Linked DNA regions of Homo sapiens: all the other regions are linked to region 6. A link is a contact called in ENCODE Hi-C or POLR2A ChIA-PET data. All regions are on one chromosome and are shown on one strand. Each heading gives the region's core, a stretch centred on a gene start or an enhancer-like site at or near the end of the contact. The rest is flanking DNA. Distances are from core to core; before and after follow the strand shown. Region 1 holds the start of DTNB (dystrobrevin beta). Region 2 holds the start of ATRAID (all-trans retinoic acid induced differentiation factor). Region 3 holds the start of CENPA (centromere protein A). Region 4 holds the start of AGBL5-AS1 (AGBL5 antisense RNA 1). Region 5 holds the start of OST4 (oligosaccharyltransferase complex subunit 4, non-catalytic). Region 6 holds the start of HADHA (hydroxyacyl-CoA dehydrogenase trifunctional multienzyme complex subunit alpha).

Evidence for each region. A loop is a pair of places that touch in the nucleus more often than their neighbours do. ChIA-PET counts read pairs that join two places held with the same protein, here RNA polymerase II (POLR2A). Pooled maps may share reads with other maps.
Region 1: a map of CD4-positive, alpha-beta T cell shows a loop between it and region 6 (5-fold over the local background). The contact joins the promoter of DTNB here to the promoter of HADHA in region 6. A Hi-C loop is called at or near these places in 2 of 168 maps with a recorded cell type or tissue (CD4-positive, alpha-beta T cell and CD4-positive, alpha-beta memory T cell) and 12 of 50 pooled maps. POLR2A ChIA-PET finds 5 or more read pairs at or near these places in 2 of 52 experiments (OCI-LY7 and activated T-cell).
Region 2: a loop to region 6 is called in a map of CD8-positive, alpha-beta T cell, with 6 times the contacts of the local background. The contact joins the promoter of ATRAID here to the promoter of HADHA in region 6. A Hi-C loop is called at or near these places in 1 of 168 maps with a recorded cell type or tissue (CD8-positive, alpha-beta T cell), 1 of 37 single-sample maps with no recorded cell type and 9 of 50 pooled maps. POLR2A ChIA-PET finds 5 or more read pairs at or near these places in 1 of 52 experiments (WTC11).
Region 3: a loop to region 6 is called in a map of naive thymus-derived CD4-positive, alpha-beta T cell, with 28 times the contacts of the local background. The contact joins the promoter of CENPA here to the promoter of HADHA in region 6. A Hi-C loop is called at or near these places in 4 of 168 maps with a recorded cell type or tissue (HepG2, gastrocnemius medialis and naive thymus-derived CD4-positive, alpha-beta T cell), 4 of 37 single-sample maps with no recorded cell type and 13 of 50 pooled maps.
Region 4: a pooled map shows a loop between it and region 6 (13-fold over the local background). The contact joins the promoter of AGBL5-AS1 here to the promoter of HADHA in region 6. A Hi-C loop is called at or near these places in 3 of 37 single-sample maps with no recorded cell type and 7 of 50 pooled maps.
Region 5: a loop to region 6 is called in a pooled map, with 6 times the contacts of the local background. The contact joins the promoter of OST4 here to the promoter of HADHA in region 6. A Hi-C loop is called at or near these places in 3 of 37 single-sample maps with no recorded cell type and 8 of 50 pooled maps. POLR2A ChIA-PET finds 5 or more read pairs at or near these places in 1 of 52 experiments (MCF 10A).

What each region holds. Positions count from the first base shown.
Region 1 is chr2:25,671,291-25,675,680 of GRCh38, reverse strand. DTNB (dystrobrevin beta) reads left to right here and starts at 2,104. Exons shown (of 21, transcript NM_021907.5): 1 at 2,104-2,295. RefSeq lists silencers at 2,067-2,361, 1,726-2,655.
Region 2 is chr2:27,209,736-27,214,792 of GRCh38, reverse strand. ATRAID (all-trans retinoic acid induced differentiation factor) reads right to left here and starts at 2,752. Exons shown (of 7, transcript NM_001170795.4): 1 at 2,326-2,752; 2 at 1,495-1,616. The coding sequence starts at 2,424. It overlaps SLC5A6 (solute carrier family 5 member 6), which reads left to right and starts at 2,525. Exons shown (of 17, transcript NM_021095.4): 1 at 2,525-2,773; 2 at 3,260-3,326. RefSeq lists silencers at 2,329-2,578, 2,769-3,088 and enhancers at 3,871-4,668, 4,623-4,682.
Region 3 is chr2:26,784,184-26,789,150 of GRCh38, reverse strand. CENPA (centromere protein A) reads right to left here and starts at 3,095. Exons shown (of 5, transcript NM_001809.4): 1 at 2,855-3,095. The coding sequence starts at 2,954. RefSeq lists enhancers at 2,314-2,363, 2,424-2,473, 3,564-3,663, 3,925-4,694 and a silencer at 2,804-2,913.
Region 4 is chr2:27,047,620-27,052,083 of GRCh38, reverse strand. AGBL5-AS1 (AGBL5 antisense RNA 1) reads left to right here and starts at 1,820. Exons shown (of 2, transcript NR_046730.1): 1 at 1,820-1,904; 2 at 2,080-2,401. It overlaps TRY-GTA2-1 (tRNA-Tyr (anticodon GTA) 2-1), which reads right to left and starts at 1,302; the gene lies at 1,214-1,302. TRA-AGC8-1 (tRNA-Ala (anticodon AGC) 8-1) reads right to left here and starts at 870; the gene lies at 798-870. AGBL5 (AGBL carboxypeptidase 5) reads right to left here and starts at 416. Exons shown (of 15, transcript NM_021831.6): 1 at 291-416. RefSeq lists silencers at 1-425, 829-1,123, 1,826-2,035 and enhancers at 162-661, 976-1,205, 1,376-1,665.
Region 5 is chr2:27,070,172-27,074,761 of GRCh38, reverse strand. OST4 (oligosaccharyltransferase complex subunit 4, non-catalytic) reads left to right here and starts at 3,108. Exons shown (of 3, transcript NM_001134693.2): 1 at 3,108-3,161; 2 at 3,299-3,436; 3 at 4,041-4,290. The coding sequence starts at 3,300. The coding sequence ends at 3,413. It overlaps AGBL5 (AGBL carboxypeptidase 5), which reads right to left. Exons shown (of 15, transcript NM_021831.6): 15 at 4,144-4,590. The coding sequence ends at 4,499. RefSeq lists enhancers at 1,900-1,959, 3,390-3,629 and a silencer at 2,640-3,339.
Region 6 is chr2:26,242,026-26,246,515 of GRCh38, reverse strand. It overlaps HADHA (hydroxyacyl-CoA dehydrogenase trifunctional multienzyme complex subunit alpha), which reads left to right and starts at 1,884. Exons shown (of 20, transcript NM_000182.5): 1 at 1,884-1,986. The coding sequence starts at 1,920. HADHB (hydroxyacyl-CoA dehydrogenase trifunctional multienzyme complex subunit beta) reads right to left here and starts at 1,577. Exons shown (of 16, transcript NM_000183.3): 1 at 1,526-1,577. RefSeq lists enhancers at 1-549, 1,408-1,507, 1,362-2,042, 3,528-4,068.

The DNA of each region.
Region 1 (4,390 bases), core at 855-3,354, 570 kb after region 6:
GCTGAGGAGGTAGAGATGAGGGTAGATGACTTTCAAGATATTTATGAAGGAAAACTCAGAGAGGGACTAGTAACTGAAGCAGAATCTAGAGGGACAGCGAAAGGGTTTCTTCCTTTTTCTTGAGGACAGGAAAAGCTTAAACATGAATAGATGATGAAGGAAAGAGACAAGTAAAGAGAAGTTGGTAATTTTGGAGTGAGAGGGGGAGAATGATTGAAAGGTGTTTGAAAAGTTTTCTGAGGATGTGGGAGGTGAAGAAATAGAGAACAGAGATGGAGAGATGCCAATACAGTGTCCTTGAAGTATTTAATTCCCTTATGGTTTAGGATTGTCTAGTCCACATATTGAAATTACCTTGGTTTCAATCAATAAACCGAACATATCAAGCGATATTTACACATTTATTTTATATTATTTACACATCTTTTCTCCAAAGAACAGAATCAATGTTTTACCCCTCTCAATGCCTTCCACATAGGGGGTGCTCAAAAAGGGCAAATAAAGAAGCTAGAGGTCTCTTACCTGTATTCTGAGTATCTTAATATGTACAAAACATAGCCAAGACCGTGCCTACAAGAGATAAGTCTCCTCAAGCATGAAAATATTCACACACTTCATATATGTAAGGTAAAAGGTAAAATGTCCATCTTTATTTATTTATTTTGAGACGGAGTCTCACTCTCTTGCCCAGACTTGGAGTACAGTGGTGCGATCTCGACTCACTGCAACCTCTGCCTCCTAGGTTCAGGCGATTCTCCTGCCTCAGCCTCCCAAGTAGCTGGGATTACGGCGTACACCACCACGCCCGGCTAATTTTTGTATTTTTAGTAGAGACAGAGTTTCGCCATGTTGGCCAGGCTGGTCTCGAACCCCTGACCTCAAGTGATCCGTCTGCCTCAGCCTCCCAAAGTGCTGGGATTACAGGCGTGAGCCTCCGCGGCAGGCCAGAAAATGCTCATCTTTTGAGGAACCTATTTGTTCCCATTTAACAAAGTTGGTTATCAGCATTTCCTTCACCATAGGAGTTTAAAAATAAAAAGAGGAGAGGAGGAGGAAGAGGGTGTTCTAAAGGCAGGCAGGCAGGCAGGCAGGCAGCAGCAGGAGGTGGCACGATCTGCCTTACCGTAAGGTGCCAAAAAGCAGTGAAAACCATACTCCCAGCATGCAGGCCTGGGGTCGCTTAGCTCTGGAGCTTACAGCCTTCATCATTGACCAATAGCCCCCAAAGGACGTTGCTGTTTTGAGTCTTAAGTAACGTTGAGAATGACCATTTGAACCATTCAAAAAGTCCTTGCTATATTCTAATTTGGCACCATCTCCTGTATTTCACAGTTTGGAAAGAATTCTATAAAAGATGGATAACAGTAAAACACAAAAAAGCTGGTGCTGAGATGGTAAACCTGGCTGCCCCGGCTCCTTTGCCCAAACTGTTTTCCCAGCCCTAATGTCCTCCCTTTTTCCTCCTAGGACTTCTTTTTCTTCCTTCGAGGTTGACCATAAATGCCGCCTCTAGCCCTCTGCGGCGTCCAAGCAGAAGTCGTCTCTAGCTTCTGTGCCAGCATCGCACCGTGGCTTGGCTCTGCACGGGTCATCGGACTTGGTTGTGTACATGGCTGTTTTCCCCGCTAAGTTTGGGGCGCCTCGAGCCCAGGCGCCGTGACCGTGATCGTGCGCCCACAGGCACCTGGTGCAGCGCGGGGCGCACGCCGCGGCTGGGCTAGCTTGCGGAGTTCACGGGGGTCACTCGGGCACAGGCTTGTGACCCAGGCGCGGAGAATGATTCACGGGGTGGCTCTTTGCATTCTTTGTCGGGTAGTCACGTCGGGCCGGGCACCCCGCCGACGGATACCTGCGGATGGAAAGACACCCGGCCCGACGCCAGCGAGCGGGAGAAGCCTGGATGGAGCCAGCTTCCCGCCTGCCCGGAACCCGCCGGCGACCGGTGGGCGGGGCGCGGCCGCGGGGGCGGGGTGGAGGGGGGTTGCTCGGCCGCTCCCGCCCCCTCCCCGCGCGCGGAAGCCACGCCCCCGGCCGCGCGCTCGCGCTGGGCGCGCGCCCGCCCATCCGCCCTCCGCCCTCCGCCCTCGCGCCCTCGCGCCGGGGGCGGGCGCTGCGCGTGCCGGGCGGAGAAGCGGCGCGAGCCGGGCGCTGCGAACGTTCGCCGCGGGGGTGGCTCCGGGGCCTGAGTAGGCGCTGCCGCTGCCTCAGCCGAGGGGGCTGGGCCGGAGCGTGCGGAGGAGTGAGGCCGCAGGAGACCTTCCCGACGACCCCTGCTCCGGCGGGGAAGTGAGCAAGGTGGGGGTCTGCGGCCGCCGCCGGGGCTGTGGGGAGACGAGCTGGGCTGGAGCCTCGCGCCCGCGAGGTGCGGGACGGCAGCTCGCGCTGCGCCGGGACTGGGGACCCGGGAGCCTGCGGGTGCGGCGCTGCAGGAGTCGGGGAGGGCGCGGGGAGCCGGGGCCGCTGCACCGCGCGCGGCTGCGAGGTGGGACGGCGCGGCTAGCCCCGGAGGGACAGGCAGAGGGGATGCGGCGGATCCCGGGCCGGGAGGGGTATCGGGGTCCGGAACGCGCCGGGGCACGGGCGCGAGCGGGGGCCCGGCGCCGGGCTGATGCTGCCCGAGCCCGGCTCGCCTGGAGGCGGCTCTGCGTTAGGTGCTGAAGGGGCGAGTGAGGCAGGTCCTGGCAGAGGGCAGGTGAGGCGGGCAGGCCCTGGCAGAGGGAAGGGTATTTATTTCAGATCACCCCAAATCACTGTTTCCCGAGGCGCCTAATAGCGAACCTGTCCAGGAGGTCACCCTGGACAGGAAAGAAGTGTCCCGAGACGAGGATGCCGGTGACGAATACTTGCCCTTAAATTCCTGTGCCAGGCCTTGGGATTAGGAAGACCTTCCAGCTACCGTAGGTAGAGACCCGTAGTCAGCACTGGGGCCACGAAATAGTATGGAACACCGTCATGTTATTGAGGTGCTGACAGTGTGGCTGTGAAGATATGCACATGAAATACAAAGGAGCGTCGAATTTTATGTCGCATGCCCTATTTACTTTCGGTCTCTTTTGTCTTTTCCCAGTATTGGGAAATTGGAGCCATAAATTGCGTGGTTTTGGGGATAAAGCAGAAAGGTCAAAAGAAGCCTATGGGAGAAATTTGGGAGAGTTTTGAAGGCTCCTACGGGTAACATTTAAAGGGGGCTCTTAGATGGGGAAAAAAGACGTTTGGAAAGAAAGGAAGTTTCCTTCCTTCCCATCTAGAAATAAGCTCCATGACTATTGACTGCTAAATCTTCAGAATGTTGCCTGGCTCACAGCGGTTGAGCCATAAGTGTCTATTGCATGAATGAATGGACAAGCAAGGTTTGGCCACATTTGCCATGGAGCAGTGTCAGTCACTCTAGTGTTAGGGAAGGTTGCTGGATTTCTCCTGTTCCACAAGTTCTCTCTCTCTGCCTCTTTTTTTTTTTTTTTTTTTTTTTTTTTTTTTGCTATGCGAGGCAACCCCGGTTCTGAGGTCTGGGCACGTTAAAGCAATGGCTAAGGCGGCGAGGTCTTGGTTTCTGTGGCCATGCTACCACTTTCCCATGTGTCTTTCATGTTGGCCTTCAAGAGCTTGCTCCTTGGCCTGTTGCTTGAGATCATCCCATTTTGTTCCTTCTCCCATTGGCTTTTTCTATTACTTGAGAAGGAAGAGGGTAGTGTTGTCTAGAGAACACTTTTTCATTTTGGTCCTGGTTCTTGGGTCTTAGACCTGTAGTGCGAGGCTGTTGGTGCCTCTGCTTTTCTGTAAGGGCTGGAATTCTACCTGTGCTCTGCCTTGGTTGAATCTCTGAACTCTGGAGCTCCAGGCTGCTGTTTCAGTAACCTGGGTTGCAGTGCCTGTTGGGTTACTTTGTCTGCCAAATTAAAACTTGACCTTTTATGAGTTCTCTAAGGATTTTTATCATGCATAAGTGGAATTGCCTTTGAAAGGGGTTGTGCAGTCAAGGTAGTGCTGGCAGAGTTTTTGGATGTCCACTATGCCCGAGAGACAAATTTCTACCTATGGTTAGAAAATTAGACTCAGAACCAAGAGAATTTCAACTTATTGTTTATTTTATGTCTTTATGTTACTCTCTCAGGGCCTTAGTTTCTTCGTGTGAAAAATAAGTAATAATCAAAATCTGGCATTGTATAGGAAGCCTTGAAGAAGTAAATTTATTTCTCCTGTTTCAGGGCTGTACAGCCAGCAGGTCTCTTGTTGAGAGGTGCCTAGGTTCTACAATATTGGGTGCCTTATTCCAGGCTCTCTCAATGATATTTTGTTTATGTATTTATTTTAAAACCAACTTTTTGACGTATAGTTGACAAAATAAAATGCACAGATTTCCCGTGTGCGGTTGGATGAGTTTTGGAAAAAT
Region 2 (5,057 bases), core at 1,503-4,002, 970 kb before region 6:
GCAACCTCCATCTCCCGGGTTCAAGCAATTCTCCTGCCTCAGCCTCCTGAGTAGCTGAGATTATAGGCACATGCCACCACGCCTGGCTAATTTTTGTATTTTTAGTAGAGACGGGGTTTCACCATGTTGGTCAGGCTGGTCTTGAACTCCTGACCTCGTGATCCGCCCATCTGGGCCTCCCAAAGTGCTGGGATTACAGGCATGAGCCACCGCGCCTGGCTCGGAACATTTTCATAATCACAGAAAGTTCTATCCGCCAGCACTGTTCTAATCGGTTATGCATCTATTGGGAGAAATCTGTGTTTCTTGTCTACATTAGTGAATCTCATATTATGATTTTCAGATCCACAGAGGGCCTTTAAATTAAAAAAAAAAAGTCACATAAATCAAAGTTTTTTTCCACATGTATTTTCTACCACAGATTGGTTGTAAACTGCTGGACATTAAGGATCATGCCACGTTATTTTTTTCTTCAATATCTACTGCTATCCATTCCTTTATTCTACAAATATTTACTGAGTCCCTACAAACTGCAAACACTGGGAGAATGTTAAAAATATGTAACACAGTATTTTGGCCTTTGAGTGGCTTACAATGTAGTTAGAGGAACAAGAGCACTGCCCAAAAATAAAAGCACTGTAAACATTAAATTACAATATAAAAGAAACCACAGGACAGTGTATAAATATATTTGAGTGGACACTAAAGATTACAGGAAGTTTTTAAAAAAGGTATTACTGAATCGCTTGAACCCAGGAGGTGGAGGGCGCGGTGAGCCGAGATCATGCCATTGCATTCCAGCCTGGGCAACAAGAGTGAAACTCCGTCTCAAAAAAATAAATAAATAATAATTTAAAAAAGGTATTACTCTGGAACTTAGTAGTAGTAAATATTCACAAAAGATGTTGGAATTGAAGGATGGATATTTCCTAATTTGGTAGAGGAAGGCAATTTCAGGTATGGAGAGAGGCCTGAACAAAGGTGGAATGCCTTTGAGGGCAGGCAAATCTGGCTGGTGCAGACCATTATGGAGGTTTGAGCGGACAAGTAATTGGAAATAATGTTGGAAAAGTGGGTTGGGACTAGTATGGTACTTAATGGTTTGAATTTTGTCCTGAGACAAAATTTAATACTAAATATAGTATTAAAGCAAGAGAGTGATAATGGAAAATGTTGGTTTTCTAAAAGCTTAATACAGAGAAGTATTTAGGTAGATGAAGGAAAGAAGAGAATGGAAGCAAAACATAACATTTTGAGTTTGAAGTTAGGGTGCACTCAGTAGGAAATGCTTAATAGGAAGCTAGAGGTACCCGTATGTACCTGGAGTGTGGAAAGGTTAAAAAAGACACTAAAGAGATCTAGTTTTGGTAGACATCTGCGTGATGATTACAGCTGAAACCATAATAGGTGGATTCTTTAAATAATATAAGGGTATAAAAGCAGCCAGGCTAAGGAATGGCCTGTATCCAGCATCTAGGGATGTCTTCCCCTCACCCCAAGATGGTGCCCTTCTGATTCAGGCAGCAACGGGCATGCAGCATTAGCTCTCGTGTCGTTTTACAATAAAAGGCCACTTTTGACAAATTTTGCACGCTCCCTGGACATTGGGTGCATATCTGCAGAAGAGAAAGAAACATTAGAACTCCAGAAAGAAAAGCCAAGAAAAGAACAAACGGCGATCAAGAATTAACTGCCAGTACACGTTTCCAGAATTCCTCTAACACGGGGCCGATAAATGGATAAACGGCTCGTGTCCCACCCTTGTAACAGGCTAGGCTAGGAGATGCCATCTCTTCCTCCAGAGTCCTGCGCCGAATCAGCTCCCGACACTTTCAGTACCAGATATCGCACAGGGAAGGTCCTCATCTCTGAAGATCACTATTCGAACTTATTTATTATGCTTTCTGCAGAGACTTCTCAATCTGACAGCCCTAGTTTGGCGCGGTGTAAAACGACCGCAGGTACGTAAAGAACTCATCAAGCATTACAAAAGTACAGCCCTACCACCGCACGATATATGGCGTTCGTGCGTAGAGAGATTACACAAGAGGCAGAGGACCCGTCTGTAGAAAGAACTTAAAGTTATTCTAAAATTAAGGGGCGAAATCAAGTTTCACAGGTCTTTGAAAGTCGGCAGGACTGGGGCGCCGAAGGCCTGCACGACGTGAGTACTTGGGAACAGGACCTGGCTGGGCAGGGTCGGGAAGCGTCAGGGACGAAATCAGAACCGCAGGCCCGCCGAGGAGAAGGGGGAGCCGCTGGCGAGCGCGACGCACGGCTGGCCAGCGACCCTGCTTCAGCCCGACCTCAAACTTGCTTCTGTACCTCGGGTAGCGCCAGAGCCCTTTCCACGCCCAGAGCGAGGAGCAGGGCGGCAGCCCAGGGCACCAGGGTCGTAAGACTACCCGGGTCGTGAGGCGCCATTTTCCGTTCCCTTGGTGCTCCGCTGCTCGCGCGACCCGGCCCCGCGGCCCCGCCCCGCAGCGCGTCAGGCCCTCTTCCCCGGGCGTGGCCTAAGCGGCCCGGTCCAGTCGCCCTGGGGCTGCTTGGGGGCTTTTCCTGCTCGTGGAGCTCTGCGCTGGTCTTCATGCGCCCTAGCCCTCTTTCGGGGATACTGGCCGACCCCCTCTTCCTTTTCCCCTTTAGTGAAGGCCTCCCCCGTCGCCGCGCGGCTTCCCGGAGCCGACTGCAGACTCCCTCAGCCCGGTGTTCCCCGCGTCCGGACGCCGAGGTCGCGGCTTCGCAGAAACTCGGGCCCCTCCATCCGCCCTCAGTAAACATGGCGGCACGGCGAGCGGGGCGGGCAGGGGGCGGGCAGGGGGCGGGGCCCCCGCGGGCTCCCGGCCAGGGCTCTCGGCCGGGCTCTGGCTACCCACGTGTGGAGACCGGGCAGGTGGGCCTGGAGAGCGTGAGCCGGTGCCGAGAGGCACCGGGGAGCGGCGTCTGAGCCGGGGCGGGGACAAGGGGGCGGGGAGGGGCGGAGCGAGCCGGCCTCCGGCGTGGGTCTGAGATCTTAAGTGCGAGCGGTAAGGTGGTGGTCTCCGCCGCGTAGAGGGAAGCGGGAAACCGAGAAAGAACGAGGGTGAGGGTGATGAGGGAAGGGCAAACCTCAAACTCCAGCGGGAGGACACGAGCCTGGATCGCCCCGGGCACCTAGTCCTCTTCACCTCAATGCTGATAGCGCATAGCGTCCCGGAGCCTGGCGAGGAGGTAGGAGCGGGATAGACGCTTCCCTAACTCATTTTCTTTGCCTTCCCAGGAAAAGGGAGCGATGTTGATCTCAGGAAGCACAAAGGGACCTTCCTAGCTCTGACTGAACCACGGAGGTAAGGGAGTGCGTTGCTGCCCCAGGGTGGGCCAGCGCCCTGACTGAAGGGCGCCAGGGGATCCCTGCTCCCGGCGCGACAGTGTTGGTTAGGGCCAGCCAGAAAGCTCCTTAAAGCCGACCCAAGTGATCATCTCGAGTAGCCGAGCCAGGCTTCCCTTCCACATTACCCCCATGGTGTCTGCCTGGAAGTTCCTGAAAGGTTTACGTTTAGCTGGCTGGCAAATTTTCTAAGGTGTTAGTAGCTATTAGCATTTTAAGGAGGGCCCCCAAAGCCTTTCACACCTTGAGGAATTATAGGCCCCAGGACAGATTTTGAGGGAATCTTTTTGGAACAGTTAGTCCTGCAGTGGTCTCATTGCCTTTTGTAGGAGTCAATGCGATCCACTGCAGTGTGTGACCAAAGTGAGTTCAGGTTTTTATTTTTATTTTTATTTTTATTTTGAGACGGAGTCTCGCTCTGTCGCCCAGGCTGGAGTGCAGTGGCGCGATCTCGGCTCACTGCAAGCTCCGCCTCGCGGGTTCACGCCATTCTCCTGCCTCAACCTCCCGAGTAGCTGGGACTACAGGCGCCTGCCACCACGCCTGGCTAATTTTTTGTATTTTTTAGTAGAGACGGGGTTTCACCGTGTTAGCCAGGATGGTCTCGATCTCCTGACCTCGTGATCTGCCCGCCTCGGCCTCCCAAAGTGCTGGGATTACAGGCAGTGATGTGGGACCCCTTTTAAAAACCTGAACTTGGCCTGGCGCGGTGGCCAGGCCACCGATCCGCCAAGGCAGGTGGATCGTCATGTCAGGAGTTTTGAGACCAGCCTGGCCAATATGGTGAAATCTCGTCTCTACTAAAAATACAAAAAAAAAAAAAAAAAATTAGCTGGGCGCGGTAGCACATGCCTGTAGTCCCAGCTACTCAGGAGGCTGAGGCAGAAGAATCACTTGAACCCAGGAGGTGGAGGTTGCAGTGAGCCGAGATCGTGTCACTGCACTCCAGCCTGGGCGACAGAGCGAGACTCCGTCTCCAAAAAAAAAGGGGGGGGGGTCCCACAATCTGCTGTTTGTGCCTTGGCATGTTATAGTTGTAGTGAAACAACAGCTAGCTCTTGCTTTTGGCCGCCCTCTTTCTGGAGAGATGCGAGACCATAGCGTTTGGATCAATGTAGGGTGTTTAGAAAACTACAGATCTGTTCTCAGAATCTGGTCTGTTGCTAGGTCAGGTTTTTCCTGTCTTCCCTGGGGCTCTCTCAGGCCATCCAGGGGAATTCTCCATACATCATGCAAATAGAATTTTATCAGGAAGTCCCATCAGCAGAGTGTCTTTATTTCTGTACCTCCGTGTCCCATACTGGGACTTTCCTTCCTGTCTCTGGCCACCTACCTCTCTAAACCACTAACCCTATAGTTAGTTCTTTGTTCTGTGTTCTTTGCACACAGGAGACCTCTTCTTTCCTCTTACTCCCCAGTAGTTCCCATCATCTCTATCATAGCAGTAAAAACTTGCCAAAGACGAATGAGAAAACTCAGGGTGTTGCAATGTGCAAAGGCCCAGGGCATGTTTAGGTTAAACCAGAGTTTAAGCCTGTTGGGAATCTTGTAGAACATGTGATCCAAGAGTTGCCAGGTCTGATTTTCCCTCTTTATTGGCCCCAAGAGGTTCAGAGTTCAGGTTTAGTCTGCATGAGGCCATATCTTGCCAGCCAGCCAGTGTCTGCCCAAGAACACACTGTGGGAGAGC
Region 3 (4,967 bases), core at 1,846-4,345, 540 kb before region 6:
TGGGTTGTAGGGTCACTAGGAAGGGAGGAATCAGATGCAATGTATGTGGACCTAACAAGTCTGGCTATTTTAAAAGGACAGCTATGAAGGGAAGTAGAGGGAAATGGGAGGTATAGGGAAGTGAGAATGTGGGGTCAAGGAAACACTCCTGCCCTTTCTCTTAAGATCGTAAATACGGCCAGGCGCAGCGGCTCAGGCCTGTAATCCCAGCACTCTGGGAGGCCAAGGTGGGCGGATCACTTGAGGTTGGCAGTTGGAGACCAGCCTGACCAACATGGTGAAACCCCGTCTCTACTAAAAACACAAAATTAGCCGGATGCGGTGGTGCATGCCTGTAATCCTAGCTACTCGGGAGGCTGAGGCAGGAGAATCGCTTGAACCCGGGAGGTAGAGGTTGCGGTAAGCCGAGATCACGCCGTTGCTCTCCAGCCTGGGCAACAAGAGGGAAACTCCGTCTCAAAAACAAAAACAAAAACAAAACAAAACAAAACATCATAAATACTAGAGCATATGTGCCGATGCCAGTGTGAAGTGTCTGGATTTATCTAAGCACAGGTAGAAAGCTCCTCTGTAGGTGAAAGAAGGATATGACCAAGACCCCATGTAGAAGGAAGGGCTTTGATAGGAAGGGGGACACCTAGTCAAGGCCATTATTGGCTAAGAGTGAGTGGGGGGAATGGAGCTGTAGGAAGTCGAGGAGGGAGAAAAAGGTATGAAATAGTCATGGGGAGAATGGAAAAGCAAGAATTCCAGACAAAGGCCAGGCACGATGGCTGTTTTTTTTTTGTTCTGTAGAGACAAAACAATTTGTCTCTACAAAAAAGGTTTAAAAATAGTCAAGCATGGTGGTGCAGGTCTGTCATCCTAGCTATTCAGGAGGGTGAAGCAGGAGGACTGCATGAGCCCAGGAGGTCAAGGCTGCAATGAACCAAGATAGCACCACTGCACTACAGCCTGGATGACAAGAGTGAGACTCTGTCTCGAAAATTGAAGAAAGAATACCAGACAAAGGTGGTAGGACTGCCAAGAAGTGTTGACTGCCCATTTGAGATAAACCTTCCATTTAACCAGGAGTAGAAGGATGCTTCTACCTTGGAAAGCAACAGCAAACATCATACTTAATATTCCTGTTAAAATTACAAACAAGACAAAGATGACCAAAACACCACTCTTAGTGAGTCTCAGGGCCTTACTAGTACCATACAATAATAAATAAAATGTGTAGAAATGAAAACGGAAGATTCAAAAGTTATTTGCAGATGACATAATAGTCTACTTAAAAATTCCAACTGGAGCAACTAAAAACGACTAGGGTGAACGAGAATTCAGCAAGTTGGCTGGAAGCAAAGGTTAAATCCTCGTGTTTTGGGAAAGAAAAAAAATCCCATTCGCAACAGCAACATCTAGAAACAACCTACTCCAGCCTAGGCAACATGGCAAAATCCCACCTCTACTAAAAATACAAAAAATTAGCCGGCATGGTGGCATATGCCTGTAGTCCCAGCTACTCGGGAGGCTGAGCTGGGAGAAGCACCTGAGCCTGGGAAGTTGAGGCTGCAGTGAACCCTCGTGGCATCACTGCACTCCAACCTGGGCGATGGGTCTCAAAAAAAAAACAACAAAAAACCAAAAAGCCGGCCGGGCGCGGTGGCTCACGCCTGTAATCCCAGCACTTTGGGAGACCGAGGTGGGCGGATCACGAGGTCAGGAGATCAAGACCATCCTGGCTAACACGGTGAAACCCTGTCTCTACCAAAAATACAAAAAATTAGCCGGGCGTGGTGGTAGGCGCCTGTAGTCCCAGCTACTCGGGAGGCTGAGGCAGGAGAAGGGCGTGAACCCAGGAGGCGGAGCTTGCCGTGAGCGGAGATCGCGCCACTGCACTCCAGCCTGGGCGACAAAGCCTGACTCCGTCTCCAAAACAAAACAAAAAACCCAAAAAAGCCTGTAGGCACAGTGGCTCATGCCTGCAATCCCAGCACTTTGGGAGGCCCAGGCAGGAGGATCACTTGAGGCCAGGAGTTTGAGACCAGCCTGGGTAACACAGGGAGACCCAGTCTCTACAAAAAGCAATGAAACAAATAAACTACAATACACTTCCCATCTTCCTCATAGCTACGTAGCAAGAGTTAAGAGATAAGTAAAGCAGCTGTTGCCACCATGTACCATACAGGCATCTGCCTCCTCCTGCCGTTGGGTCTCCCATCCACCAGCCCACCATAGACAATTAAGACACAGACTTCGGCCCCTTTTCCCGGACACAAGCTCTGGAAGGCAACAGAGTGAGCAGCGCAGAGGGCCTCGGTTCAAGGCCTAACAGCCTCTCCCGGAAGGGAAAAAAAACCCCTGAAAGACACCTCCTAAGAGGACTCCTGTTTGAAATCGTCACCGAAAGCAGTCAATACTTTTGCAATTTAAAAATGCACAAACACAGAGGATTGGAAATCCCGTGTCCGCCAGAACACCAAGTTGTGTGACTCTGCTCAAGCTCTCTGGCCTGTGCCTCGGCTTTCTCATTAGCTGTAAAATGGGCACAATATGAAGCTGAGATAACGCACGAACAGTGGGAGGCAATGCCTGGTTGGCGGTGGGCGGTGGGCGCTGGGTAACCACTAGTCCTAACAAGAAGACGGCGTTAGGAGCCAAGTGGCTAAGCCGGTCCCTTCCCGCTTTCGGAACCGCCTGCTCCAGCCCCTCGCAGGGCTGGCACCGCCCGTGCCCGGAGCGGATGCCGGACGGCGGAACCGCGTTGTCCCCCAACAGGGAAGTGCCACGGGATCGGGACTCGGGAGATCCGGGCTCCGCCTGCGAGCCTCGGTTTTCTCCTCTTCGAGATGGGGCCGCGGCCGGTTACCTAAGGAGGGGCCCCGCCGGGAGGGGCCGGGGGTCGGGGTCGGGCTCGGGCTGCGCCTCCTCGGGGCCTCGGGCTTTCGGCTCCGGCGGCGCGGGCCCATGACACGCCGCAGAGGGTGCTGGCGCCCGGTCCCACGGCTCCTGCTCGGGCTGCCGGGTCCGGGAGCGAAAGGCTGGCTTCTGGGGAGCCCAGAGAACGCTGTGCCGCGAGCCTCACATGAGCCGGTGCTTGGCAGAAGTCCGCGCCGCTCGCGTTCAAATCGCTCGCTCCGCCCACTTCACGGCCGGCGTTTTTTAAAACCCGAATCCAGCGACTCCCAGTGGCTGACTCTGGAACGCCCCTTACGTAGAGCGACTGCAGGTAGGGCCAATGAGAGTATGCACCGAGACACAAATATAGCGGCGATGATAGGAGGACAGGGGAGACTGATGGTAAAATCAACCAATAGACAACTAAAGAGATGGGGCGGGAAATTCTCCTGCCCCCTGCTTGCCAATCTGGTTGCTGGTCTTTGCGGGACCGTACTGACGTCCTCAGGTGCCCTCCAGTCAAAACACCGAAGCTCAGTTTGGAACGTGGATGGTGTGTTTGTAGAACGTGCTTTCTAGAAAAGTCGCTTTCCTCAAACATTTTATGCTTTGCCTTAGCAACGCAGAGATGGCTTTTAAAGATGAGGAAACAGACCCATAGAGAATGTGACAACCCCGTGTCGTATCTGCGACTCTCCCAGGAACTATCCACAGATATACTCAGAATCCAGTTCAACTGCATAAACTTTGCTGACGCTTGGGGTCGCGGGGACGGCGGGATCGGCGGGGCTTTGAGAATAAGGTCCGGGCAGGGCAGGCCTCGGCACTATAGCAACGCAATCGTCCCAAAAAAATGCTCTCTTCCCTTTGTTGGGGATAATAAAAATTCAAGTCATGTCCCGGTATGTAGAATAAGGGGAATTTTAATTTTCTAAATTTTATTTCTTGCATTTTCTAAATGTTCTACAGTGAACATGTAATCAGGAAAAATGTTATAAAATTAGTGATTTCATGGAACCCTTGTGCATTGCTGGTGGGAGTGTAAAATGCTGCGGCTGCTGTGAAAAATAGTATTGGTGGTTCCTCAAAAAATCAAAAATAGAATTACCAGATGATCCAGTAATTCCACTTCTGGCTAAATATCCAAAAGAATTTAAATATAGCCAGGGACTTGAACAGATATTCTCACACCCATGTTGATAGCGGCATTCTTCACAACAGCCCGAAGGCAGAAACAGCCTGAATACACACCAACAGATGAACGGATAAACAAAATGGGGTGTATACCACAATGTTATTCAGCCTTTAAAAGGAAGGGAATTCTGACACCTGCTGCAACATAGATGAACCTTGAGGACGTTATGCTAAGTGAAATAAAGCAGTCCACCAAGGGACAAATGCTGGGCTGGGGTGCGGTGGTTCATGCCTGTAATCCCAGCGCTTTGGGAGGCCAAGTTGTTCGGAACCACTGAGTTCGAGTTCGAGTCCAACCTGGCCAACATGGCGAAACTCCATCTTGCCGAGCGTGGTGGCTCACGCCTGTAAACCCAGCACTCTGGGAGGCCGAGGCAGGCAGATCACCCGAGGTCAGGAGTTCAAGACCAGCATGGCCAACATGGCGATACCCCGTCTCTACTAAAAATATAAAAATTTGCCAGGTGCTGTGGCTCACGCCTGTAATCCCAGCTACTCAGGAGGCTGAGGCAGAGTTGCTTGAACCTGAAAGGCGGAGGTTGCAGTGAGCCGAAATCATGCCACGGCACTCCAGCCTAGGCGACAAGAGTGAGACTCTGTCTCAAAAAAAAAAAAAAAAAAAAAAGAGAAGGGGAAGGAGAAGGAGGAGAAGGAAGAAAGAAACCCCACCTCTACCAAAGATACACACACACACAAATTAGCCCGGGCGTGCAGATGTATGCCTGTCGCCCCAGCTACTCAGGAGGCTGAGGTGGGAGAATCGCTCGAGTCCAGGAGGTTGAGGCTGAACTGAGCCATGATTGTGGCACTGCACTCCAGCCTGGGCGACAGAGTGGCACCTCTCTCAAAAAAAAAGAAAAAAAAAAAGGACAAGGCCGGGTGTGGTGGCT
Region 4 (4,464 bases), core at 571-3,070, 810 kb before region 6:
ACTCGCGGGGAACCGTCACACCGAGCGGGCTTGCCCTGGGCAGGGTGGGACTGGGAGGCATGGAAGGGGTCGAGACGGGCTCCCGCGGCAGGGGATTAGGCAGGGAGGGCCTAGGAGTCAGAGGTGAGGCCACGGAGCTGGGCGGGGTCGGGACCGCGTAAGCCAGGTCGGGAGCGGGGTGCGGGGTGGCCTTCGAGGGGCTCGGGCTCAAGGGGCTGAGAGAAGGGGGCGGGGCCGGGGCTGGCGGGGCCGGGGCTGGCGGGGCCCGTAGTCCGCGCAGAGCCCCTCACCTCTCTCCGGGCCGGTGATCCCGCTCCCTCTCCCGCTAGCGAGGCCGCACCTTGGGCCCCGGCACCCGGGCCCTCCACCCGGGCCCCCAAAAACACCCGAGCGCCGCGGTGCCGGGACCCCGCTCTGCCAGGAAACAAGAAGTCTCTCGCCTATTGGCCGTGGCTGCAGCTGGCGACCCGCCCAGTAAAGCTCGCTACCATTGGTCAGCTCTCAGGGTTCCTCGCACGTTAGTGGGTACCTGAGCGAGTGTCGTTCGGGGACGATGGCGGGCAGGAGCGGCCGGAGGGTTCTAGCAGCGTCTTCCGGAAGACGGTTAACGGCCTGCCTGCCGGGAGGCGGGAAAGATAAAGCGGCAGAAACTGGGACTCAACTGCGAAATAAAAAGACATCGTGTGAAACTCCTTATCGCTTAACAGTCTTGTGTCTCTAAAATGAAACACGTAGCCCACTGCGCCGGGAATCCCTCCCGTTTTGTGTTCTGTAGTGTGACGGACGCAAAAGCTGAGTGGAGGATGCGGGCATCGATCCCGCTACCTCTCGCATGCTAAGCGAGCGCTCTACCATTTGAGCTAATCCCCCGCCTGCTGCTTAGTTCTTTCCCTTTGCCTTACAGGTTCACTGCACTGTTCACTGACCAGTGGATCAACCACAGTTCAGGACATTTATTTAGCAGAGTACAATACAGTGGCATCCATGTGCAAGATTCTAAAAATCAAGCATATAATCGTGTGCTTAAGCAGAAAACATTCTAAAACACGTTACCACATGTACATTGAACGCAGAAAGAGCGTTACCGTATACTACATACTACGGTGTTCCCTATGGACTGACGGCAGTACGAATGCTAAGTCACAGGAGGCCTCCAAGCCTTTCCCCTTATGGGATAATTGAATTAAATTGAGGTTAAAAATTACAGACGAAGTCCTTCGAGCCGGAATCGAACCAGCGACCTAAGGATTGCCACGCCCTATCCACTACAGTCCTCCGCTCTACCAACTGAGCTATCGAAGGCTCCGCTGCGATAAGATGCTGCTGATAGCCCTCTAATGCTTACCGCAACCTCATCCAGCCATGACCCCCGCTTTCTCCAGCTGAAGGAACCTGCCAGGGCAGGAGACCCATGGGACCTCACAGAGCTGAGAAAGCCGGAGACCCAAAGGCAAGGAAAAGAAGCTGCCCAAAGTCCGGGTTCTCAGGCCAGAACGGAGGCCACACCGGCCCTGAGCTTCCCGGCTTTTTAACAAAATGTTCCCAACACCCCGCGGTGGTTTCTCCTGGACCGCGAACGCCGAGCCCGCCGCCGCCTCCTGGAGCTCCGGGGCAGCGCTTGTGCCGCGGTACCTGCACTCACAGGGGCTTTGCGACCGCGACGCGCAAACCCTGCTCGAGAGCCGATGGGCCACTTTGGCTGCTCCTGCTCCACATTTCCCTTGGCTTCTCCGGACGTGCTCTCCTGACGCGAACGACATTCGCTCGGCCAATTAACTCAGGTTTTGTCAGGCTCTATTCGTCCTGACCAGTGCAAGAGAGACGGCGACCGCGGGGTGCTGCAGGCTTCGGCGCGGCGCATTATCGGGCTGTGCCGAACCCCCCGGGCCGCCCTGGGATCGCGGGCCTGGCGGCGTGGCCCGAGGGCTCGGGGAGAGGGCTACGCGCCAGGAGAGGGCGGCGGGGCTGCAGTACAGGCTTTCCTGCCCTCGGAAGCGCTCGCAAGCCTGGGGGATTCCCCTGCGGTAGACCTGGGATGGTGGGCGGCGCGCGGCCGGGTAGGTCCCTGCAGCCTCCGAGGCCCACGTGAGGTCGGGGTCGGGGCGGCTGTACAGTGCCCAGCACAGGCCACTGGCCTCCCTTGTGGGTCTTTGCACAGGTCCGCTTACTCTCGGAAATCTTGGGTTCCCCAGGGCCGGGGAAGGGTCTTCTGCCTGGTCTGGGGCCCCTCCCCCGACACTGTGGATGTCTAGGTGTCCCGGGTGGGGTCAAGGAGTGACCCCACGGGTTCCCCCATCTTTGTCCCTATCCAGCTCACACCTTCGCCTGTCTTTTGCATGTGTTTTTTCCACAACCTTTTGTTCACCGGGTTTTTAACAACAGAAATAAACCTAACCCCCAACTCCTCTGTGAAGCCCTGCTTGGTCGTCCTGTGGGGTGGGTGTGCCGGAAGACCTGGCCTCAATTTCCAGCTCTGGGCCAACGTCCTGTGCTACCTTGAGCCAACATCGCCCGCGAATCCAGGTCTGGTGATGCTTTCTAGCCCCTTGCAGCTCCAACATTTGATGGGTTCTCTCGGGCTGAGCTTTAAATCCGAAGTTTCTAGATATAAAGTTGTGTCAACATTTAGATAGAAGAATATAGAAGATCTGCATAGCTTTTATTATTCAATATCAAAAAATCACATTCATGGCCAGGCGTGGTGGCTCACACCTGTAATCCCAGCACTTTGGAAGGCCGAGGTGGGCGGATCCCCGGAGTTCAAGAGTTGCAGACCAGCCTGGCCAACATGGTGAAACCTGTCTCTACTAACATACAAAAATAATTAGCAGAGGATGGTGGCGCGCGCCTGTAATCCCAGCTACTCCGGAGGCTGAGGTGGGAGAATCGCTTGAACTCGAGAGGCGGAGGTTGCAGTAAACCGAGATCGCGCCACTCCAGCCTAGGCAACAAGAGCGAAACTCCGTCTCAAAAAAAAAAAAAAAAAAAAAAGCAGCCGGGAGTGGTAGTGAGCTCCTACCACTCCGGTAATCCCCAGCAACTCGGGAGCCTGAGGCAGGAGAATCGCTTGAACTTGGGAGGCGGATTGCAGTGAGCCTAGAGTGCGCCACTGCACAACAGCCTGGGAGACAGAGAGAGACTCTGTCTCAAAGAAAAGGCCACACGCGGTGGCTCACGCCTGTAATCCCAGCATTTCGGGAAGCCGAGGCGGGTGAATCACCTGAGTTCAGGAGTTCGACACCAGCCTGGACAACATGGAAACCCCTTCTCTACTAAAAATAAAAAATTAGCCGGACGTGGTGGCGCATGCCTGTAATCCTAGCTACTTGGGAGGCTGAGGCAGGAGAATCCCTTGAACCCAGGAGGCGGAGGTTGCAGTGAGCCGAGATCGTGCCACTGCACTCCACCGTGGGCGACAGAGCGAGACTCCGTCTCAACAAACGAACAAACAAACAAAAACCTCTCAACAGAAAGAAGTCCAGGATCAGAAGACTTCCATGTGAATGCTACCAAACATTTAAAGAATTAACACCAGTCCTTTTTTTTCTCTCAGATCACTAAATGAAGGTAACACCAATCCTTTCAAACTGTTCGAAAGAATAGAAAAGAAGGGAACACTTTTTAATTGATTATATGAGGCCAGCATCATTCTGATGGCACAGCCAGACCAAAAGACCACAAGAAGACTACAGATCAACATCCCTTATGAATATTGATGCAAAAATCCTCAACAAAATACGAGCAAACTGAATCCAATAGCATATTAAAAGGAGAAAACCATGACCAAGTTAGACTTATTGAAGGAATGTAAGGGTGTTCAACATAAGAAAAATAAATAAATGTAGGCCGGGCCTGGTGGCTTACGCCTGTAATCCCAGCACTTTGGGAGGCCCAGGTGGGCGGATCACCTGAGGCCAGGAGTTTGAGACCAGCCTGGCCAACACAGTGAAACCTCATCTCTACTAAAAATACAAAAATTAGCTGGGCATGGTGGTGCACGCCTGTAATCCCAGCTACTCGGGAGGCTGAGGCAGGAGAATCACTTGAACCCAGGAGGCAGGGGCTGCAGTGAGCCGGCCACTGCACTCCAGCTTGGGAGACAGAGGAAGACTCCATCTCAAAAAAAGAAAAAAAGAAAAATAAATCAATGTAATATACCACATTAATAAAATGAAGGAAAAAAACTACATTATCTCAATTGATACAGGAAAGGGTGACAGAATTCATCACCCTTTCATGAAAAGTAGAAACTCAGAAAACTAGAAATAGAAACGAACTTCCTCAGCATGATAAAGAACATTTATGAAAAACCCACAGCTAACATAAAACTCAACGGTGAAGGTCAGGAACAACCACTAAGGTCAGGAACAAGACAAAGATGCCTACTTTCACTGTTGCTACTCAACATTGTACTAGAATTTCTGGCCAGAACAACTAAACAAGAAAAAGAAATAAAAAGCATCC
Region 5 (4,590 bases), core at 1,859-4,358, 830 kb before region 6:
ACAGCCGTGGGCACCAGCAATAAGGAGCATTTTATGTCTAGCCTCTCTGTCAGAGGACTGAATATTGGGAGGGAAAAAGGGGGAATAATATGATTTGGGGCCTGGCACAGTGGCTCACGCCTGTAATCCCAGCACTTTTGGAGGCCGAGGCAGGCGGATCACTTGAGGTCAGGAGTTGGAGACCAGCCTGGCCAGCATGGTGAAATCCTGTTTCTACTAAAAATACAAAAATTACCCGGGTGTGGTGGCACACTCCTGTAATCCCAGCTACCCAGGAGGCTGAGGCAGGAGAATCACTTGAACCTGAGAGGCAGAGGTTACAATGAGCTGAGATCGCATCACTGCACTCCAGACTGGGTGATAGAGTGAGACTCATCTCAAAAAAAAAAAAAAAAAAGTGATTTGGGCCTTGGGTCATGCCAATCCACATGGGACTTCAAGTTTGTGGGGAGTCTTGAGCAAAAGCCCACTTTTCTCCAAAGAGATGCACTTTACTTTTCCTTTCAGCTCTTCCTCCAGGTTTAATACTTTAGTAGCCGACCTCCCTGAACCCAGTTCCCCTTCTCCCAGGTCTTGTTGCTTTCTCACTCCTGAGCCTAATCCTGGCCTCATGTCCTTTCCTTGAAAATGTCACACTAATCACAGAGATTGAGCTCCACAAGTGCCCCCCAGTCATTTCCCTCCACATCCTCCCAAATCCCCCCAGGATGAGGCTGTGCCTGTCTCACTTCCCACGTAGTTTTTTTATCCAAGCTTGGTTCGAGATTTGTCAGTTCTTAGTTAAGTCTAGTTCAGTCTCATAGACTGTTTTTTGTTTCAGTTCTTCCAGGCACTGGGCCAAATGACCCATCCAAAGCTGATAAAGACCCACTGACCTAGGCACAGGAAGTTCTGTGAGGTGAATGAATTTCTGGGTGGTCCTAAAATAAATCCTTTCCTTCTTGTGCCTAACCCTAGGACAACCTACTGAGTCCACAGTTTGACCTGGAACATGGAGTGGAGGTAGGAGGAAGAGGTGACACTGCTCTTTCACCAGTTTCTAGAAACTTGGTGAAATTTTACCTTCTGGGCCTCAGTTTCCTTCCTTTTTTTTTTTTTTTTTTTTTTCCCTGAGACAGGGTCTCTCTCTGTTGCCCAGGCTGGAGTGCAATGGTACAATCTTGGCTCACTGCAACCTCCGCCTCCTGGGTTCATGCAAGTCTCCTGCCTCAGCCTCCTGAGTAGCTGGGATTACAGGCATGCACCACCAGCTAAGTTTTGTATTTTTAGTAGAGATGGGGTTTCACTATATTGGCCAGGCTGGTCTCGAACTCCTGACCTCAGGTGATCCTCCCGCCTTGGCTTCCCAAAATGTCAGGATTACAGGTATGAGCCACCATGCCTGGCCAGTTTCTTTCTTCATAAGATGATTTTGAAGGCCCCTTTCGGCTCTGATAGTCTAGGATACTATGCACCTGGGTCAATTGGTTTTAAGCACTTTCAAGGCTTGCTTTCCTGTCATTTTCAGTCTAGAAAGTTTAACTTCCAGGGCTGGCCTAAAGGTAGAGCTTATTTTTAAAAGGGAGGGCTAGTTCTGATTCAACAGTAGACCTAAGTGTTTGGTTGGACTTGGATCTGCTTCAAATTTCCAGGAGACATGAAGCATAATGACGTGTAATCCTTAAGACCTAGACCCTTACTCTCCCAGAGAGGAGCTGGAAACAGACCGCTTACTGAGGGATGCATAAGGGAGTACCTGTCTGGGGTTTCACCAGTGTTGTGTGGAGGGGACTCGGCTTTCTAAATATCAAGCTTCTGGGAAATATTGAGTGGGGGCTGGTGGTGAGGTGCGGGGAGGCCACGGGAACTACAGACTACTAAAGGCAGGGATTATGTTTAGAAGCCACGGGGCTGAAGCCCTTGGGTGACAAGCTGTTGATGGTCCCAGGCCCGGGAAGGCTACTTTGGGATAGTGCATCCCCAGCTCAGTGCACACAGGCGGGAAACTGGTCCCCTGTCCCAAGCCCATAGCATCTCCTGTAGAGTTTTCTTTGGCTCCGAGAAGCAGAGGCCTCCCCTGAGCCCTGGCCCCCCTCTACCGCAAAGCAACTGGCTTCCATTACCCCTGACAGCTCCAGAGCAACAGCCCAGCCCCCGGCCCCGGCCTGGCTCAGTGCCGTTCCCTTTTATGGTGAAGCTGAGAGAAAGCATGGAGTGAGGGGGGAGAAAGCTCTGGCTTGGGCAGAGGCTTGGAGAGTTCCAGGGTGCCTCTCCCCTCGCCAGAGACCCTCGGCTACCCGCAGCCACCGCTCTTCGTTCTCTTCGGCGACCTAATCTGTCCTGAACCCAGGACCCCTCTTGCTTGTCCCAGCCCTTCCTCCTCTTCTCCATTCCTCCCCTTCTCCCTCCCCCACATCCGGGGGGTGATTTCCCACTTGGCCGAAGTCCCACGGTTTGGGTTTTGATTCCGGGAGGGTCCGCCCTATTTCCGACGCCCACCTCCGGGGGGTAGGGTGGAGGGAGGGAGCCCGGCTAAGACAGAACCTGGTCAGATCACAAAAGGCAGGATGGTTCTACTTGGTTGCATGTGGGTCACAAAGGATGGCGCCGGAGAAAGGAGCACCCGGCAGCACCAGCCCTGTCCCCATTCTACAACGCCTCCTACCCCTGTCCCCGCCGTCCGGGCCAGGGAGAGGGCACTGAGGGCAGGACCCAAAGGAAGCACCTGGTTGGGCCGGGCCGGGAAGCGAAGGGTGGGCAGCAGTACTGAGGGCCGGGGCCGGAAGGGGGTTGGAGTATCCCGCCGGCCCCGCCGCTGCACCCTCGCCCCAGCCCACTCCTCGGCTCCGGGGAGGCGGCCACCACGGCTTCGCTAGCCGCGTCCCGAGCCACGCCAGCTGCAGCCAGCTGTGCGGTGCCGGGCCCAGGCGCGCGTCCGCAGCCCCGCCCCACCCCCTACGGCTGGACCTCCCACCGCAGCCGCGCCCGAGGCCCCGCCCCAGCCGCGGCCGTAACGCGCCGCGCGGAGCCGACGAGACGGCGGGGCTAGAGAGGCCGTCCCGACCGCGCCCCCCGCCGGAAGCGGCTTGTTCGGGCCTGAGCTGGCGCTACGAAGTTCCGGTCCAGGTCTCTGACTTCGGGCTTGTTCGCTGGTGGCGTCGGAGCCGAGCCGGACTGGTCAGGTCAGAGGCACGCAGGGGCCGTCCCACGGGCCAGCCCCGCCGTGGCCGTGGCCGTGGCTGGCCCGTGGGGCGAGGACGGGTTCTTGCGAGGGCGAGGAGTGCGCCAGCCCGCAGCTCAGCCCCTCTCTTCTCCGCAGGATGATCACGGACGTGCAGCTCGCCATCTTCGCCAACATGCTGGGCGTGTCGCTCTTCTTGCTTGTCGTTCTCTATCACTACGTGGCCGTCAACAATCCCAAGAAGCAGGAATGAAAGTGGCGCTTTCTCCGCCCCAGGTAACGGCCCGGGGCTGTAGCGCCCAGTCCCCAGAGCTGAGTGGCGAGGCCGCGCCAGGGCTAGCAGGGTTCGAAACTTACAATCAGAAAGTGTCGGGCCAAGCATGATACAGTCCAGAACTGGGCCCCTTTGTCTGCACAGAGTAGAGAGAGAGCGCGCTGTCCTCTCCCCGTAACCTGTTCCCTGCTAGAATGGGAGTGGGTTGCCTAACCCTCACAGTCTCCAGTAGGTAGATGCCCAAGTTGGGAGTATAGTTGTAAGGAGGCACTGACACCGGTAGGAACGAAGGTACCGAGGGAACCATCCAAGTATGAGGATTTGGGCTCTTAAATAGCCCTCATTTTCCCCAGGTTGTTTAGGCCTTATTTGGGCAGATTTTTTTTGGTGAGGGGGGTGACAGATGTAGAATTCTGTTTCCATGTTCTGAGGCCAGGGGTTGGCTGCTGACCCAAACTATAGAGAAGGAAGGGGGGGCTTTGGAGCCAGCCTTAAGTGTGGGTCACAAGTATAAAGGGAACATGGATGGGCGTTACTTCCTGAAGGATTCCCCAGAGGAAAGCTGCAGCATTTTCCTTACCTCAGGTCTTTCCCCCTCTTTTCTAGGGTTCCAGGACATAGTCTGAGGCAAGATGGAGGGTATGAGGGGCCTTCACACTTCACTTCATCCCTTCTACCCATCACAACATACAAAGCAACTACACCTGGATTTTTCCAAACAACTTTTATTTCCTCAGAGTCTTCCTTAATCCTATGGAACAAGAAGCTGCCACTGAATAGGGCCCAGTATAGGGGCTTGCTTTTCTACTCCCTCCCCCCAATATAAAAATATAGACTTTTTTTTGTGGTCCCAAAATCTTGTGCTGCGGAGGGAGGGAAGGGGTGGCAGGTCCCTGTTTTGTTCTGTCTCAAGGTGATACTCTGTAATGCCTTGGACAGCGTGGCTGGCATTCCAAGGACTTAACGGCTGTCACATGGAATCAGCGGCCTGGAGGGGAACTAGCATATTTCCCACTGTTACCCCATCTTGGGGCTATATCCTGGGCTTGAACATAAAGGCATTATCAGACCCGGGGAGAAACAGTCAGTGGGGGAGATTTAGGGACAAAACAAACCTCAGGTTGGCCCAAGGGACCCCTGCTGTAACAATTCCAGG
Region 6 (4,490 bases), core at 635-3,134:
TACAAAAAATTAGCCCGGCGTGGTGGTGTGCGCTTGTAATCCCAGCTACTCGGGAGCCTGAGGCAGGAGAATCACTTGAACCCGGGAGGAGGCTGCAGTGAGCCAAGATCGCGCCACTGCACTCCAGCCTGGACAACAAGAGCAAAACTGTCTCAAAAAAAAAAAAAAGTTGTAAACAAAACAAAACAAAAGAAACAATATATAACAGAGACCAAAGTGATCCTGCAAATCCTGAACTATTTACTGTCTGGACCTTTAACAACAACAACAAAATTTACCACTTCTGACCTAAATAATAAGTGTTACACGCAGTTAGGTGTTGAAGAAAGCATTACATGGGCAGGAGGCAGGCTCTGAACTGTAAAAACCTTGTAAGATTATCAAGAATCCTTTTTGCAATTTATTCAGAAGTGGTCAGGTCATCCAGTTTCTGCTTAAAGTGCTCACATGATGAGCACTCACTATGCAACTTGAGCTTTAAACAGAAACCTCTCTACTCTGTCTCTATACTCATTTCAGTCTTAACTTCGATGCCCCTTGTTTCCTGTCCTGCAGAGCTGTCAGTCTGGCGAGTAGTGAGACTCAGACTTATGTCTGAATGCTAGGTCTGTCACAGACTAGAAAATGTATATATTCTGAGCTTCCCAAACTTCATCTAGAAAATGCAAATGATAATAATTTGGGGAATGTGAGGACTAAACAAAAAGGTATGAAGGTGACCAGAGCACAGCAGGCTCTCAATGTGACTTCCTTTTGAAATCAATCACTTTATTCCAGGACTCCAGCCCATCATTCCAGCACAAAAACAGCTACCATGCAATGAAGAACTCTTCACTAGGAGTTAGTAGACTTAGGCTCCAGTCTTATTTCTACTACATATGGCCATGGGTAAAATCACTCTCTCTGATTCGTAGGCAGTTTCTTCACCGCTTAAGTGAGCTGAGGTGTGAACGACCAGATAGATAATCATCCAGATCGGAAAACCCCCGAGAGCGCAGGATTATCTGGATAACGGAGCCGGATGGAGGATTGTCTCCGTTCCTCCCACACTCAAGCCCCGAAAGGTCACCTGACCTAGTCTTATTCTTTACAGCAGAAATCGGGCAAACCCATGGCGCCGTCCACAATCTCTATAGCCGCCGACCTGGGTACAGGGGAAGCAGGCGAAACAACACACACTTCTACGCAGACCAGGGTTACATTAAGGCCGACGCCCACACACGCCCACACACACCCACACACACACACACACCCCCACACCCCCAGACTTCGTTAACTTGTGATGATAAATTAGGGCGCAGGTGACACTACTGTCCCGAACTTCAGCTGGAACGCTAGTCCAAGTCACTGTCCTAACTGCAGCTAGCACTGCCGACCTTGTCCGAGGAGTTTCCTTCCGCTCCCTCAACTCCCACTTTCCCAGGGAGGGGAGGGGGCCGGGGGCACCGGCGACAGTTGCGGGGAAGGAAGTGGAATCTCGCCTTTGGGAAAGCCCGGGCGGAGAGCTGAGGGCTCGCCGTCTCACCTTGGCTGACGTCCGCGAGGACTCCCTCTCGGAGCAAGGTTCAGGTCCAAGTACCAAGGCTCTGCGGGACCAAGGGGCGGGTCCTGCCCAGAAAGGGCCCCTCACCCCGCGGGCGGTCAGGGCCGTTCTTGAGGGCTGCCCTCCGGCCGCCTGACTGGAAAACCAGGCACTCCACCCCCTCCTCTCCGGGCCCCCGTCCTCCCCCGGAGAATACGACCTTTCGGCCATGTTAGCCAGGAGCGAGGGGCAGGGCTAAGGGGCCGGCGGCCACTCGGCATCTGGGTTTTAGTCAGGCAGTGCTCCAGGCGCCTGGCTGCCAGGCTACGGGAGAAAAGTCCTCCGCTCGGCCGCACCCGTTAGAGGCGCTCTCCACTGCTGTCCTCTTCAGCTCAAGATGGTGGCCTGCCGGGCGATTGGCATCCTCAGCCGCTTTTCTGCCTTCAGGATCCTCCGCTCCCGAGGTGAGGCCTGGCCGAGGGCATCCCAGACCTCCGGGCAGAACTCCTGCCGGGACTGGGGTGGCCCCGGAGCCGCGTCTCCCTTTCGCTGCCGCCTGCCCCAGCCCGGAGACGCAGCCCTCTGTGGGGATACTGCCCTGGGACCCGGTTTCCCGTGACCTTCTGAAGAGACTGTCACTTCCCCTCTCACGACTCCTGCGGCGATTTCAGGCTTCCTAACTCCCCAACTTTCTGAGTCTGGTGCCACTCGTTCTGTCACCTTTCCGCGGGTCTCTTGCGTCGCACTTCTGGGCTCACGCCCCTCATATTTTCTTGATCCGGAGTTCCAGGAGAATCGGGATCCATTCTGTCGCATCTTTGTGGCTCCACAGCACCTTGCCCCGCAACAAGAGCTGTCTTAAAAACAGCACCTTACCCCGCAACAAGCGCTGTCTTGTATGGGATTAATCAGCCTTGCAGATCACTGCCCCTCCCTGCTCCGTTCCCTCAAAACCATTTTTGTGCTTACTACCCCAATCAAGTAGGGAGCTCAACTCTTGCAGTTTCAGTAATGTCAGTGTGAACGTATAGTATTTTGAATTTCAGCGGGAAGTTCTGCAACTTACTGGAAGACACACTTTAAAAATACGCTAATACCTCTACCTTAAGCAATAAAATGTTAGATCGTTCTGAGAACGATTTGTAATCTGATGATTCCCAGTCAGCCTGTATTAGCTAGTGTTTTTCCTTTTCAAACTGGCAGTGAAAGGGTTAAAGTGGGTGGTTGTAGGAAACGTTGCATTTTCTTTCCATCCCAAATCTGTAAAGTCAAAAGTGGACAACGTTTTATTGCATGTTGTGCTTAATAAGTTACTTAACTAGAAATTTTAACTTTTAATTTAATTTGTAATATGAATTACCTCTCTTCCCTCTTCCGGAACCGCTGAAGTAGTATGCTTTTTTTAGACAAGTAGCTGAAATCCCTTACTGTAAGGGGATTTTTTTAATGATTGAATATTTTTCTGCTCCCTTTTTTCAACAGCTGTTTTTAGTCTCCACAAAACTGTAGCATGTATTTGCCAATTATAACATAAGCACATTATAGAACATTGAAATGCTGTAAGGATTGAGGAAAGAGATGAAAAAAAAACGAATCACCCATTGTCTTACTACTCATATGCTTACCTACGGTTAGCCTTCGGTTATGTTTCCTTACAGGTTTGGTGGTTTTTTTCCCCTATTTTCACAACACTTTTGAAAAGTAACGTGTAATTTTTATCTTACCCCTGCATTGGTTTGAAGGTATTTCTTATGGATCGGCAGCTGATGTCACTCGGAAGTGGTAGCCAGGGCACGTGGTTCTAGTCACTAGCTGTGTTACTTTGGACAAATGCCTTAAACTAAATGGGCTTTATTTTCCTCATCTGCAAAATGAATGATTGAGATGATGGATTTCCTTTGCATGAGAAGTAGCATGACAGAGCAATTAATAAACATTGTTTGGGCCGGGTGCGGTGGCTCACGCCTGTAATCCCAGCACTTTGGGAGGCCCAGGCGGGCGGATCACGAGGTCGGGAGATCGAGACCATCCTGGCTAACACGGTGAAACCCCGTCTCTACTAAAAATACAAGAAATTAGCCGGACGTGTTGGTGGGCGCCTGTAGTCCCAGCTACTCGGGAGGCTGAGGCAGGAGAATGGCGTGAGCCCGGGAGGCGGAGCTTGCAGTGAGCCGAGATCGCGCCACAGCACTCCAGCCTGGTCCTCCGTCTCAAAAACAAACAAACAAACAAAAAAAACATTGTTTGGAGTCTGACTTCTGGGTTTGGACCTGGCTCTGCCTTTTACCCTCTGATGACCTTGGGCAATTAATTTCTGTGTTTGTTTTCTCATTTGTAAAATGGGGAATAATACCACCTTGTGTGATGAAAAGGAGTTATTTTAGATATCAAGCAGTTTTTCATGGAGTAAGCACTCAGTAAATATTATTAACTCCAGCCTGGAAGAAATACGATTGTATATATCTGAGAGTTTTTAAAAGTAATTTGTACATCTTATGTGTGTAATAAAAAGCTACCAACCTAATTTTTCTGTTTTCTGTATAGAAATATATAGACACATAAATATATACTTTGCATTGTGTTTTCACCAGTAAGAAAGTATCATTCGTTGTAGTTACTGATCCCTTAATAGCAATTTATAAATTTTGAAAAAAAGTCTGGAAAGTGAATTTAAAATGACCTGCACCCTTATATTACTATTTAGACTCAATAGATCCTTCACAGTAAAAGTCTGTGCAAGGCTTTGCCAAACATTTAATGAGATTATGACCTTTGCTGGTGGATGATAAAATTCTCTTGAAAGGGGCCAGGCACGGTGGCTCATGCCTATAATCCCAGTATATTGGGAGGCCAAGGCGGGCAGATCACTTGAGGTCTAGCCTGGCCCACATGGTGAAACCCCATCTCTACCAAAAAATACCAGAATTGGCCAGGTGTGGTGGCACACGTCTGTAATCCCAACTACTCG